Linked DNA regions of Homo sapiens: region 2 is linked to region 1. Evidence: chromatin contacts called from ENCODE Hi-C data. All regions are on one chromosome and are shown on one strand. The core of a region is the stretch at or near the end of the contact, and the rest is flanking DNA. Distances in the headings are between cores, read along the strand shown.

Region 1 (7,228 bases), core at 1,431-3,930:
TGTCTGCTCATTCTAATATTTGTGATATTTATGTACAGTGAGGAAATGCCCAGTGTCAAAGTGGATCCTCAACGTGAATATGCTGCAGGAACTGAAGTGTGATGTAGGCAGTTTCCAGAAGCACTATGTGGAGGCAGTGATCTGTAATGCACTGGTATTAAGGTTATTGAAATGGTCATGAAATTGCCATGAAATTGCATGCGTGAAATCATTGCAAGGTTTACGTCCCAGTGAGGATGGAAATGAAGAGCTTGGAAACAGGAATTGGAGCTTTCAGTCTAGAAACAACCTTGGAAGAAATACAAGTCTCCTGAATGTTATTAAATAAATCATATTAAGAGAATTCAGAGCCTACAGTACTTGATATTTGACATCCACCTCTCTGCAGTAACATAGCAGGACTGAAGAGCACCAAAACCAGCTAGAGTCTTAATCACGCATTAGACTCAGAAACTTCTATTAACATATGGCAGAGGGAGAACACCCTTTTCAGTTAAGCATGTCCTTTGATTCTCTCTTTAAGAAATCAGTGTGTCCATATGCAGATGCATAATGACAACCTGAATATTTACGTAAACAAAGAAAAAAATGACTCAAAGCAACAAAAACTGTGGGAAAATACCAACACTTAGGTTTCTCCATGGTAATACGTGGTGGATGGAGGAAGTGAGAGAATTGTAGCTAGTTCATAGTGCTGCGCTGGGTAGCCCTCTCCCTTTGATCCCCAGTTTCAACCACTGTACAAACAGTCAAAAATCAGTTTTGCTGGAATCTCCTTTTTACTCTGCTACTCTGGCTAAAGTCTTCCACTTACTTTTCTCACTTACAGGTACCTGAATATGTGCGTGCAAATGTAAAAGTCTTTAGATCAAAATAGGAACAAGGAAAGTTTATCCGTTTCAGTTTAGGATTTGGTGGGTGTGGCAACCCAGGAAGACCTGAGAAATAACCACTGTTTGGTTTGAATGATACATTTGACTGCCATTAAAATAGCATATAATTATAGCCTAAATGTAGACTTAATTTTTAACAGATTTATCTGAACTTTCAAAATTTGTACCGTTGGGTGTAACGATCTAAAACTATCTTATGGGAGATGTTACAGCAGTTTTCAAATCATTGAGCTAATATGAAATCTGGACTTTTTAAAACCCCTCTGATCTAACCTGGTTACGCAGTTAACATTGTATCTGGGAAAGGGGCTTTCATTTTACCTAGTCTCCAGAAGTCAATGGAATTATTCTGTAAATAGTTCAGGCTTTTGTCTAAATATGTGAAGACTGACAAGACTATCTCCGTGAGAATCCGCACCCCCCCACCCCAACCTCCCCCCTCCTTAATCATGTTTCACAAAGTAAATCTATAGACGTTCCTCCTGGGTTTTGGGAGATTCCCCATCCTAAACAAACCAGCTGGAGGAAAGGAAAGGAAGGAAGAAATAAACGCAACACAGAAGTTCTCCTCAGTTGACAAAAGGTCAAAAATCATTAACGTGTAAATGTTGCTTTTTCCATCCCAAAGCACCTTCTCACGTAGAGTCCAGGGACTAGGAGGACTCACAACGCAGCGATGGGCAGCCAGGCCCTGCAGGAGTGGGGACAGAGGGAACCCGGCCGGTGGCCCGACCCTGCAGGGAAGAAGGACGTGCGGCGAGAAGCATCGGATTCGGGGAGGGCCGGGACCTGGCCGAGGGTGACATTACCGAGCACTTCCTGGCACAGCGCTGGTCCCCTCCCCAAACGCGCTATATGTGGTTCTGTACGGGACTGCCTTTCCCAAAGACAGCCAAGGAAAAACTAAAGATCGACGGGGACACCCGCCTCCCTTCCTCGCCCCAACGGTTTCTCAGAGGCTGTGGGGACTTGGTGAGGGTAGGGGGTAGTTGTCCCAAATCAGCAGCTTCAGGATGTAAGGTATTACAGAAAACTTTGAAGTTTTGTTATCTGTAGCACAGGGACAGGGGTGGGACAATAGAGAAGGAATGTTTTCTTTTCAAAAGAAAACACAAACAAAACTTTATTTTTCTGGTCCGCGGCAGCCTGTCTGCTGAACGTTGACTTGCTTTCGCTTTGCAGCAGGCGACGGTCCCGGGCGCCACCTGCGCGTCGGTGGGAGGCTGGTCCACGCCCGGGTCCCCCGACGCCCACTGCAAAGGGCAGTGGGAATGACAGACTGTAAACCCTCTCGCCTGCGTCCCCTTCAAGCACCAGAAACCCAAGTTGGAACTAATTCTTTCTTTCGGAAGGTGCAACTCCCCTCCCGCGAGCTCCGCGGTGCCGGGCCGAGATTGCCGAGAGGAAGCGGCGCAGCGCTGCCGCCAAGGCTCCTCCTGTCGCCGGTGCGGCCGGGACTACCTGGCGGCGCGGCGCGTGCAGCGCGCAGAGTCCCGGGAGCCCACGCCTCCGCCTCCGCCCCCGCCCCCTCCGCCTCCCAGTCCACCTCGCCCGCCCGCCCTCTCGCCCGGCGGAGAGCACAGCCCACTCCCTCCCACCTGCGGCCGCCGGGCCGCCCTCCACCCACACCTCTGCCGCAGGCCGGACCCAGTGCGCCCGCCCGTCGGTCAGTCCAGGCCAGGCGCCCGGCGGGCCGCGCTCACGCAGTTGGCGCAGGAGGCCTTACGCTGGCGGCGCAGTGCCCGCCCCCTGCGCTCTCCCCGCCCCCTCCCTCCCTCGCAGGGGCCGAGCGAATGTAGCCCGCGAGAGAAAATGGCGGCGGCGGCGGGGAATCGCGCCTCGTCGTCGGGATTCCCGGGCGCCAGGGCTACGAGCCCTGAGGCAGGCGGCGGCGGAGGAGCCCTCAAGGCGAGCAGCGCGCCCGCGGCTGCCGCGGGACTGCTGCGGGAGGCGGGCAGCGGGGGCCGCGAGCGGGCGGACTGGCGGCGGCGGCAGCTGCGCAAAGTGCGGAGTGTGGAGCTGGACCAGCTGCCTGAGCAGCCGCTCTTCCTTGCCGCCTCACCGCCGGCCTCCTCGACTTCCCCGTCGCCGGAGCCCGCGGACGCAGCGGGGAGTGGGACCGGCTTCCAGCCTGTGGCGGTGCCGCCGCCCCACGGAGCCGCGAGCCGCGGCGGCGCCCACCTTACCGAGTCGGTGGCGGCGCCGGACAGCGGCGCCTCGAGTCCCGCAGCGGCCGAGCCCGGGGAGAAGCGGGCGCCCGCCGCCGAGCCGTCTCCTGCAGCGGCCCCCGCCGGGTGAGCAGCACGGCCGGGGTCGCGGCGGGGACTTGGAGAGCGGGCAGAGGGCAATGAATGAACCCCGGGCACCATGCACGGCGTCCCGGGGTTCAGCGCAGCGAGGCTACGCGCCGCTCGCCGGGACCTACGCCCCTGAGCACCCCCCGACCCCTTCGGAGTCGGGCGGCGCCCCGGACCCAGCCTGGGGGACCGGACGGGGACGTGCGGAAGAGTTTGTTATTGTTTGCAGACATGTGACAGGCGTGCGAGCCTCTCTGCGGGGAACCGTTGCGAAAAGGTGTAGGGGGCCACGGCTGGCTTTGTGGGACTCCTGGAATCGGGGCTCTCCGAGGAGCCCGGGGGCGGGGCACGGCCCTGCGGCGGCGCCCCCGGACGGGTGTCCCCGGGGCAAAGGCACTGGGGGGCGAGGCCCGAGCCTGAGGCGGGCGGTGGTCGGAAGAGGGGCGGGGTGGGTGAGAAGCCCGAGGTCGGGTGGGAGACTGAGAGGACCGAAGAGAAAGTAGCAGGTCCCAGCGGCCGTGACAGGCAGAGCCCCTCGGCCCGCCCGGGACTCGAGTCCCTAGGCAGATACCGCGGGCTGGGCCCGGACGCAGGCGGCGCGCCCCCAGCGCCGGCCGCAGGGCTCCAGGAGGACGGCTCGGTAACGCCTGTCAAAGCCGTGCGGCGGGAGGCTGCACACTCGCGGAGGCTTGCAGTCTTTTAGGAAGTGCGGTTTGTCTAATTGCAGCCCCCAAGGGGCTTTGAGTGTTCCTGGGAATGCGAACTGCACTGCTAAGTCACTTGAGTGACTTCTGTTTGGAGTTTGAATTTGGCCTTTGAAGTTTGCATTTGGCGGAGTGGTGTAAGAGCCAGGACCGGATGTGTCAGCCATTCAGTTTCAAAGCAGTGGTGACTGCTCCCCGCAGCCCCTCCGGCTTGGCCCGGGGACTGCGGCGCGGGTGCAGTGCTTCCTGCTCGGTGCCCTGGCGCGGGCCGCCCGCTGAATTCCAGGGGCCGCAGTGCGGTGGGCTTCGGCTCAGATGCGTCTTCTGGTGCATATGAAGTACAGTATGTGTAAGGTAATTTAGACCAGCGGTTTATTGGCCTCGCCCATTTTTGGCTACTGGAAATTTTTATGTTAAAGGAAATTCTTTTAAGTGTGACAGCTACATCCTTGTTTGTTTGTTTTTTAAAAACCTGATTAACGTATGCAAAGTACAAAGTCTTGATGGGTATTTTGAGTTGCTGGAAATGTTTTTGTGATAGTCCCTCGTGGCCCTGTAGAATTCCCTGACCTTTATTATGAGAAGAAAGCGTGTCATTTTGTGAGACGAATTTGACAGTAGGAGTCCTTGGTTTGGATTCATTATCTAAAGTGATCTGGCATTTTTTGTGCATTTGATTATTTGCTTAAAATCACGATCCATTTAGTATTTGGAAGTCCCCTTCCTCTCCCCAAGAACTAAAAAATATGCTTCGCACTGTACCATGGCACTACTGAGACCAAAGGAGATTTGTGACTGATACAGTTTTGTGTGCACTTGTACATGTAATTTATTCTTACAAGAGTTATGTACCTCTATAGTTTTCCCATTTCTGTGCAGATTGTATTAAAACTTAACTGGAATAATTCTTTGAAGGCAACTTCTACTTTAAATGAATTCCAGATAAAAATTTTTAACCCCAAATTTAAGAAATTGTATCTATTGAGACCTAACTTTTTGGATACAATAAATAATTTAGCAAACGTCAGCATTCTAGTACTCTTAATGAGCTGTGAATATAGTAGAAGAGCATCCACTGTAAAAATAATGTACTGAAATTGTTTAATGTTGTCTCTTGACACAAAATAAGAGGACTAAGGTGGAGGCAGATAGAATTTAGGGACTAAGTAATCCATGCTTAGTATTTGCGTTTTGTAACCGAGGTTTTTTCCCCTTTGCTTAAGGTGTAGATTATAATTGCACAGTATAAGAAAATAATGGGCTTGTAAGGATAATCTTTTTTAAAGAAATTATTTTTACGAGTCAGAATGCTGTTGGTTTATCCCAAATGTCATACGTAAAGATTTCATTTATAGTAAAATGTTGATTCCCTAACCTTATGAAATATAGTGAATTTTTTTTTCTTAACAATTGGGTTGAAATTCATTTGAATCTGTTCGTATAAAACTTTGTGGGGAAAGGGCTTGTATCTTATTTGAGTGTGTATATTTTGTATTGCATGTTGGTTATGCTACACTATTACTTACCATTTAAAGTTTTAGGAAAAAAAACCCTTAATTATAGCCAACTCAATAAAATATCAATTGAACTTTATGTTTTACTTTTTTTTGACAGTTAAGTTACATTCATACTTCCAAGAGGAAAATCTAAGATTTTGAAATATTTGAGAGTTCTGTGATCTTTTTTTTAATTTTAGAATTTCCTTCTGATCTTTGAATGTAGAAAATATACTTTGAATTAGAATTTATATAAATAAATAATACTCGTATTTAAATAGAAGATTTTAAGTTTGTCCCTCTTTTTCAGGGTGATAGCTGAAATCAGTGAAAGTGCCTGTAAGTGGCGCCCAAGGGTTTGGAATTTTTCCTTATATTACAGAATTTAGGGGCTTTTTCTTCCTATTTACTGTCTTTGAAGAAAAATTACAGTGTTACTCTCCATTGAACAGCCTATTGTGAGTTTGGTAGATATAATTACCCCATCCTATTTTTGTAACTTAAAAAACCAAACTATCAATTTGCTGGCCCCGTGAAAGAACAAGATATGCTGTACTTGTTAATGTTAGTTTTTGTTTAAAACTAAAGGTATTTCACAGGCTGCTTTTATATCCTCATATAGCCCTCAGATTTCACTTCCTTTTTAAAGCTATTAGGCTAAAAATATGATTTAGTGACCTTTTACTAAAGAGGAGGTATAAGAGCATTATTACCTAAAAATTACTCTTAAAATATTAAGTGGGTGACTTTATAAAAATAAAGGTAGTCACATAAGTTAGTCTTCCGTGAATTTGTAAGTTTTTAGTTAAGAATGGTGTCAGTTTCATTTTAAATCAGATAAGAAAATTAATGCATTCTTCAAAGATGAACCTTAATATAATTCTGGAAGAGAAATATAAGAGCTAGAATTGTTGCCAACTTTTATTTTCTTTTCATATCTGATTTTGGCAAGAGTGACTGGTTAACCAACATTCCTTAATATACGATTTCCAATGCACTAAAACTCCATTTTGTTAGATACGAAAAACAGGAAGTAGCCCTGTTCATTGATATTCATTTACAACTTCCATAGCACCTCGAGCATAATATGTTGCATATTTTAGAAATGGCCACTGACTTGTCAACTTGCAGATTTCAAAATGTGGGAAGAAAGGAGTGTTTTTTTGCTTTCAACAAGAGCAAAAAAAAAACCAGCTACAGCTTGCCTAGGCTGAGTCGGCTAATCAGTCCTTGACACTGGCTGTGTGCATCCCAAAGGAAGAAATGAGGGGGTGGCAAGGTAGTTAATGGGGAATGGATTACCATGAGGAAAAATATGGGGCATTCAGAAATGCTCTCAGGTAGAAAGCACCTCTTTTGCATTTTGTACTCCAGTCATCTTCTTGGGTTGAGGGCTGTCTGTTACACAGAAGGCGATGGGAAAATGTGTCATGGAAAAGTAGTAGTCTCTAGAGGCTGCTTAGGAACTGCGTGTATATTACACCTCTAATCTTGGAATTCTTTGCTTCTATCAAATATATCAAGTATAGACTTGGTTGTTTTCCTTAGTCCTTGCCTCTTTCTATATCCTAAGTTAAAAGCTAAAGCAACTTAAACATGTAAATGGTAGACTATTAATGTGAGGAAATGTGTAAGATTAGGAGTAACCCAAAGTTGTCTTTAAGAAATTATTTAAGAACATGTTTAATCATGAAAGAAATAATCAGGGCCGGAATTAGTAAATGGTTCATTGCAAAGCATGAGATTAGTCAGATACTCTTTTCAGTTTGCAAAAATATATTAGGATTTTATCTGTGGCTTAAAACATACTCATTGAGCATATAGATATGCCTAGATAC
Region 2 (6,703 bases), core at 3,327-5,826, 1.6 Mb before region 1:
TATGAGACTAAACCACAACTTTAAATGTCTTCTGTTTATTGAATATAAAGTTGGTTTCCCTACAGAATCAAAAGTTCTAAAAAAGAAAACTTAAAAAAATTTAAGTTGGCATTTTCAGAAACAGAAAATCAATTACGGCATGTTCCTCACTTCTAAGTGGGAGCTAAACAATGGGTACACATGGACATGAAGATGGAAACAGTAGACACTGGGGACTCCAGAAGGGGTAGAAGGAAGGAATACAAGGACTGAAAAACTATCTATTGGGTACAATGTTCACTATTTGGGTGATAGGTTCACTAGAAGCCCAAACCCCAGCATCGCCTATTATATTTATGTAACAAACCTGCACATGTACCCCCTGGATCTAAAATAAAATAAAGTTGGCATTTTATATCTTGCTCTTTAATTTAAAAAAACTAACACACAAAAGCCAAAGCTTCTAAATTTAGTAGGTTTTATTTTTATCACTAGGTCAGTGATTCTTTATAGAAAATAACATGTTGAAATTTAACCTTAAAAAAAGACAAGATGAAAATAATATTTACATGGAAGATATACTTAAACATAAATCTCCTGAAAGTGAATAACACTGGGCAACATCAAAAAGAGGATGTGATTTGAAAGTAGTAAAATGCGTAAGAATCAAATTATAGATATCTATTTAACCCATGTTCTAGAAATATGTTTAAATAAGGAAAGCATAAAAATTATTTTACCAATAACTTATAATCCAGTACAGTAGAGAATGCGAAATATTTCTTATATCTCATCTATGGCTTAACTAACTGATGGCACCACCAAAGTCAGTTCCACTGACTGGCTGCAAATGTCCGCACAAGAATACTGCATGTCTGGAAGCCAGCACATATCTATGCTACTTCGTGGGTCAAAATGCCTCCAAGGTAATGAGAATATATTTAAGGTCATATTGTATGGTCAGTTCTTCCCACTTCACAAGTTGTTAGATCTCATGCTGTCTTCCAAATATTTCATGAACCTGTGATTTTACAGAAAATGAAGTGAAAGGATTGAGGTAGATCTTCCAAAAAAATGTAAACCATCCCCCACCCAAAAAAAATCCCCAATATTCTTGATATTTCAAGTGAAAAATGTTTTAGTTGACTGACTCATCTGGAAAATTACCTCAACTTTCCCTTCAGTTGGTACACACACAGTCATGGCTATAGAAACCAATTCTAATGCTGTATTTAGAAACTAATGATGCAGAGGCCGGGCGCAGTGGCTCACGCCTGTAATCCCAGCACTTTGGGAGGCCGAGGCGGGTGGATCACGAGGTCAGGAGATCGAGACCATCCCAGCTAACACGGTGAAACCCCGTCTCTACTAAAAATACAAAAAAATTAGCCGGGCATGGTAGCAGGCGCCTGTAGTCCCAGCTACTCCAGAGGCTGAGGCAGGAGAATGGCGTGAACCCGGGAGGCGGAGCTTGCAGTGAGCCGAGATCGCGCCACTGTACTCCAGCCTGGGCGACAAAGCGAGACTCCGTCTCAAAAAAAAAAAAGAAAGAAACTAATAATGCAGAAAGAATCCTAAAGACTTCACTGAAAATCTGGGGACACATTGTAGGTCCATTCCACATTGTTATTACATTCTAAACCTTATAGTTAAAAACATGTAATTTCATAAATACTTAAACACTGTCTACTCCGAAAGACTCCAAAGACTCCAAAAATATTTCTTAAAAATTTTTAGTTATGGAAAAGCAGGCATAAGTAAATTTTTCTTAAAAGGAAAAAATTTAAGTAATTGTAATACTTTCCTTACCATTATAAAACTGTGCATTGTAAGTATTACTGTATTATAAGCTAATGGCAATAATATATTATGGTAAATAGTGGCTTGCTTCATAGCAGAAAGTACACATAAACACACACTAATTACAGATTCAGTTACACTCTGATGTTCATTGTATATGCAATAAGACAGCAGTTGCATGTTAGCCGATGCCATTCACATATTCAACCAGCTAACAATACACTGCCAGCTCATCACACACAGGTATCCAGAGCACTTCATTGACAAGAAGAATTTATCCAGAAGCAAGTGGCAGGGTAGTTGTGGCTGCTGACTTGACCCAAGCAGCCAGCTAACAATACACTGCCTACCTGATTCAGGTCACTGCCGATTCTCGTGGCCCAGGCAGTCACTGAGGCTAAATTTGTAACATGAAACATAGTGGCAGAACTCTAATCTTAATAGTCACATTAAAGAAAACTTATACACAAAATGTATTACTTCAAGACTATAAGAAATAAAATCAATATTTGCTTGAATCTAGTCAAAAACATAAAAGTTAAACAAAAACTTTAAAACTTTCAGAATACTTACATTTAGGTTTTCCAAATTAAATGCTTGGATAAAAATATGTTCTACAGTACAAATGAATTTTAAAAGTTACTTAACTGTAGGCTGGGCGCAGTGGCTTATGCCTGTAATGCCAGCACTTTGGGAGGCCAAGGTTGGCTGATCCCCTAAGGTCACAAGTTCAAGACCAGCCTGGCCAACATGGTGAAACCCCGTCTCTATTAAAAATACAAAAATTAGCCCAGCGTGGTGGTGCTGCCTGTAATCCCAGCTACTCAGGAGGCTGAGACATGAGAATCACTTGAACCCGGGAGCTGGAGTTTGCAGTGAGCCGAGATTGCACCACTGCACTCCAACCTGGGCAACAAAGTGAGACTCTGTCTCAAAAAAATAAATAAAAAGTTACTTAACTATAGCTTTTCAAATCACTTCTGTTTACTGATCCAAAGACTACTTGTCTGTATTAGACAGTAAAATATCTAGGAGTCGTGATAATACATAAGCTGTGCACGACACAAAACTGCAGCAGTGTTTGGGGGAAAAAATCAACATTAAAGTATTTAAGAAATGTAAGGGCTTAAATGCAATTAGTTTTCTCCTACTAGAAATGACATTAGTAATCGAGTTCTGAAAATGCAATTATGTATTCAATATAGGATGTTACCACTTGAATACTGAATTTTTTTTTTTAAGAGGCAGGGTCTGGCTCTGTCCTCCAGGCTGGAGTGCAGTTGTGCAATCATAGCTCACTGCAGCCTTGAACGCCTGGGCTCAAGCAATCCTCCTGCCTCAGGCTCCCAAGTAGCTGGGACTACAGGCACATGTCATCATGCCCAGCTAATTTTTGCAGTTTTTTTATAAAGACAAGGTCTCCCTGTGTTGTCCAGGCTGGTCTTGAAGTCTTGGCCTCAAGTGATCCTCCTGCCTCAGCATCCCAAAGTGCCGGGATTACAGGCATGAGCCACAGTGCCTAGTTGCAAAATTTATATAAGATCTAGAAAAATCTATTAAAATGGTGGTGGATTTGGAACTAGAATCTCTGCGTACAGGTCAAAGGAAGATGAACTATTGAGCCTAGAGAGAAGCATGGTAAATGGTGACAGAGATTTAAAGCAGATGAAGGCTCTTTATGAAACACGTTTATAAAACCATTTAAATTTGTTTCCTTTTACACTGATTACAGGAGACACTAAAGACCTTTGGGTTTGGTCTTTCAAGGAGAACAGGTACTACATTGGATCAACTTTAAATTGCTCACGTTAAGAACCATGGTTTATGCCACTTCTCCACATTGTCCACAAGATGGCACCATTTCCATTTCTTTGGGGGGCGTGCTTCTGAATGCAACAGAGAGGAGTGCAACTAGCAACTGTTAAAATCATTAACAGCCGCTAGCAATACACTGCCTACCTGACACATCCCAGCTTTATCCTTTGCTGTGGAGGCAGAAACTAGAAAGTACGATTCAGATGCAAACGATTGCATTATTTGTCTGGGATCTTCAGTTTCATAAAGAAATTTTTTTTAGTATGTAATAAGATACTAAAATTCTCATATTTTCAGACCAGCTCAAACTTCCTACAAATACATTATTTACCAAGAATTCGTTTGTTCAAGATCAGAATTAAAACAGAGAACAAGAACAAGCCCTGGACTCACGTTGGCGGAATCTTGACTTCTCTTCTGCTTCAAGTCTTTGGAGAGCACACGCATGATACTTTCCTTTGAAAACACAGATAACATATTGAGGGAGAAACTATTTAGGAAAATCATAATTTCAGGTGTGGAATTTTTCTAGATCTTGTGCTTGTCAGATTACACTTTTTTTTTTTTTTTTTTTTTTTTTTGGCAACTAGGCACCTTCAGAATATAACTAAATTACATCACTCAAATTTACGACCAGGGCTTAGAGTTTCGTACCACCTCTTGGTCCTAAACAGATATTATGAACGGGGCCTTCGGCCCCGCATTAGAGAGTTAGGGAGAATGCAGAAAAGGGTGTTACTCACCCACAGCATCTCCTCTTCCGTGCGGACCCTCCGAGGCGCGGTGCGCTCCAGTTTCCACTCCATCTCCGGCTGACTTCGCCCTGCCTGGCGTTTGGCCTCTCTGCTCGACTGCCTCTGGTTTTCTTCCCAGGTCTAAGTCAGTCTTGACGCCTAATCGTCAAACCCCTGGAGTCCCGTCCCCCAGGACCATTCTATTTCACCACCTCCCTCCAGGTCCCCCACTCCTCCCACCGCCGCTGCAAGGTGTTCCCCAGGGTACCATTTAAAAAGCCGGCGGGGCGGCAGTCGGCGCGGGAATCCCCCTCGCCGGCTTCTTATTGGCCGGCGCCGCGGTGTCGTCAGAGCCCGGGTGGGATTCCCCGGCGCGCGCCGCGGCCCCGCCCCTGCCGGCCCTCTCTGGGCCCCGCCCCGCCACCGCCTCCGGCCGAGGCGCGCACCCGGGCGCCAAGCTTTGCCGCGAGCCGTGGCGGGCCTGCGGCTGGGCCTGGCGCCGGGGGCTGCCACCGCGGCAGGAGGCGGAGGGGTTGGCGGGCGAAGAAGCGGGTTCTGGGAGTTCACGATCTTTCCATTTTCAGAAACAAGAATGTTTCCTTATAACGGCCCTGATCCCTGTTCCTCTGCACCCACTTCTCTTTCTCCAACCACACCCTGCCTTTGCAGGATCCGAGCGTGCACAGCTCTCCGGCCTCTGTCCGTTGGTAATCGCTGTGTCAGCTATAGATGTGAGGCGTGTTCGTCAGCTCTTCGTTTTCAGAAGGCAAGAAAACGTGGCAAGATTTCTATGCCGATCAAAAGGGAGAGCGTTGACATATTTATGCAATAAATTATTCCCTGCTCTATACATTGGGAGTAGTCAGGTCCTCTCACTCGGGCTTCTGAGCCCTGTTCCTTAGCAGGGGGTAGGTGAGAGAGGTGAAGAGGTAGTGAAAGAACCAGTGACAGGCAGGACCTCATAAGGCGTGAAGAGGGGGCCAGAAAGCTGAGCACACTGGGGACTCCGTGATAAAGGGGGAGAGGAAGATATTGAGGGTTGAGGAAGAGGTCTGGCGGGAAATGACAGGGAACCAGATGGGCTGTGCAGCCTTAGCTGCCCATCTGAGCTGCCAAGAGAGCCGAGTTGTGCCATATGGCAGGAGGGGACACTGCATCTGGGAAGCCTCTGACAGCCTGGCAGCCTGTTTGTCCCTCCCTTGCTAACCCCCCAACCATTTTTGACATTGGATTGTATTTTGCTCTAAGGCAATGTGAGTTTGTGTGTTTTTCTGGGGAAACAGTTCATAGATAGCAGATACTCAAAAGGGTCAGTGATCCAAAAAAAAAAAAAAAAAAAAACCTAAAACTCACTCCCCTGCTTTCCTTCATACTGAAAGCAAGAAAAAATGGCATTAGAACTAAGACCCAATCTTAGACCAGTTTTCTATGTACAATAATAATGCTGCATAGGGTAACTTAATCTTCAAATGACATATATCAAAATGTTTGATAGTCAAATAACTAGTGGATTAAAAGATCTCTAAGTTTCACCCACAAGAAGTCTATTTTCCTTGCAGTGGAGTACTCATTCCAAATTCCAGTAAATCTTTCAGCAAACATTAAGACTAAATAAAAGTAAACTATTATTGGATGAGAGTCAGATGCATTGTTAATTTAAATGATCAGTTTTGCAAATGCCAACTAAAACTCAAAGTATATTGGAAATAATATGAAGGACATATTATCTTTGTTCTATTTTTAAATATAGTTTACATTTAACCATTTTGTATAAACACAGAATAAAAGCAATTCAACTAATAAGCTCATAAATCCATGTAAATTGGGATTTTTAGAATCCAATTTCTTACAAGTACTAAGAATAGTGAATCATTCATTTAGAATGCAATTATCTGTAAAAATACATTTATAAATTCCATTATAGCCATTAATTCCACAGCATACATATACACAGCCTCCAAATGTCTTTTTTTCCCCTAGTGTGAAGTAGAGAAAGTATTAGTCAAATATCTTTAGGAAGTAATTATGCAGTTGAATATTCAGATTAAAACTTAACTTCAGAATGATGGAAACAGAAACTCGCCACTTGGCAAATATTACAGTAATAACTGTCAAGAATACTAAAATTACCTTGCATATGATGAGAATACTTCCCCCTATAATTAAACACAAAAAATAAAATCACAACTTTTCACTGGCCAAAACTGGCAGAGACCACCTTAACCAAGTGATCAAAGTTAACATCACCATTAGTGAGACATGTTGACATACTGTGCCTCATGAGAAGGACACATCACTTCTGTGATATTTTTGCCCCACAAAATGCATAACCTTAATAGTGAGAAAATACTAGACAAACCCAAATTAAAAGACTT

What was found. Hi-C counts contacts between places; a loop is a spot of excess contacts on that map. Pooled maps may share reads with other maps.
Region 2: a loop to region 1 is called in a map of ascending aorta, with 2.8 times the contacts of the local background. The contact joins the promoter of CDC20B here to the promoter of MAP3K1 in region 1. A Hi-C loop is called at or near these places in 1 of 168 maps with a recorded cell type or tissue (ascending aorta), 1 of 37 single-sample maps with no recorded cell type and 14 of 50 pooled maps.

What each region holds. Positions count from the first base shown.
Region 1 is chr5:56,812,869-56,820,096 of GRCh38, forward strand. MAP3K1 (mitogen-activated protein kinase kinase kinase 1) reads left to right here and starts at 2,681. Exons shown (of 20, transcript NM_005921.2): 1 at 2,681-3,187. The coding sequence starts at 2,706. RefSeq lists enhancers at 1,909-2,038, 3,490-4,313 and silencers at 2,399-3,168, 3,239-3,358, 3,539-3,778.
Region 2 is chr5:55,168,601-55,175,303 of GRCh38, forward strand. CDC20B (cell division cycle 20B) reads right to left here and starts at 4,577. Exons shown (of 12, transcript NM_001170402.1): 1 at 4,338-4,577; 2 at 3,988-4,050. The coding sequence starts at 4,400. It overlaps MIR449C (microRNA 449c), which reads right to left and starts at 3,753; the gene lies at 3,662-3,753. MIR449A (microRNA 449a) reads right to left here and starts at 2,022; the gene lies at 1,932-2,022. MIR449B (microRNA 449b) reads right to left here and starts at 2,142; the gene lies at 2,046-2,142. RefSeq lists silencers at 4,301-4,595, 4,683-5,012.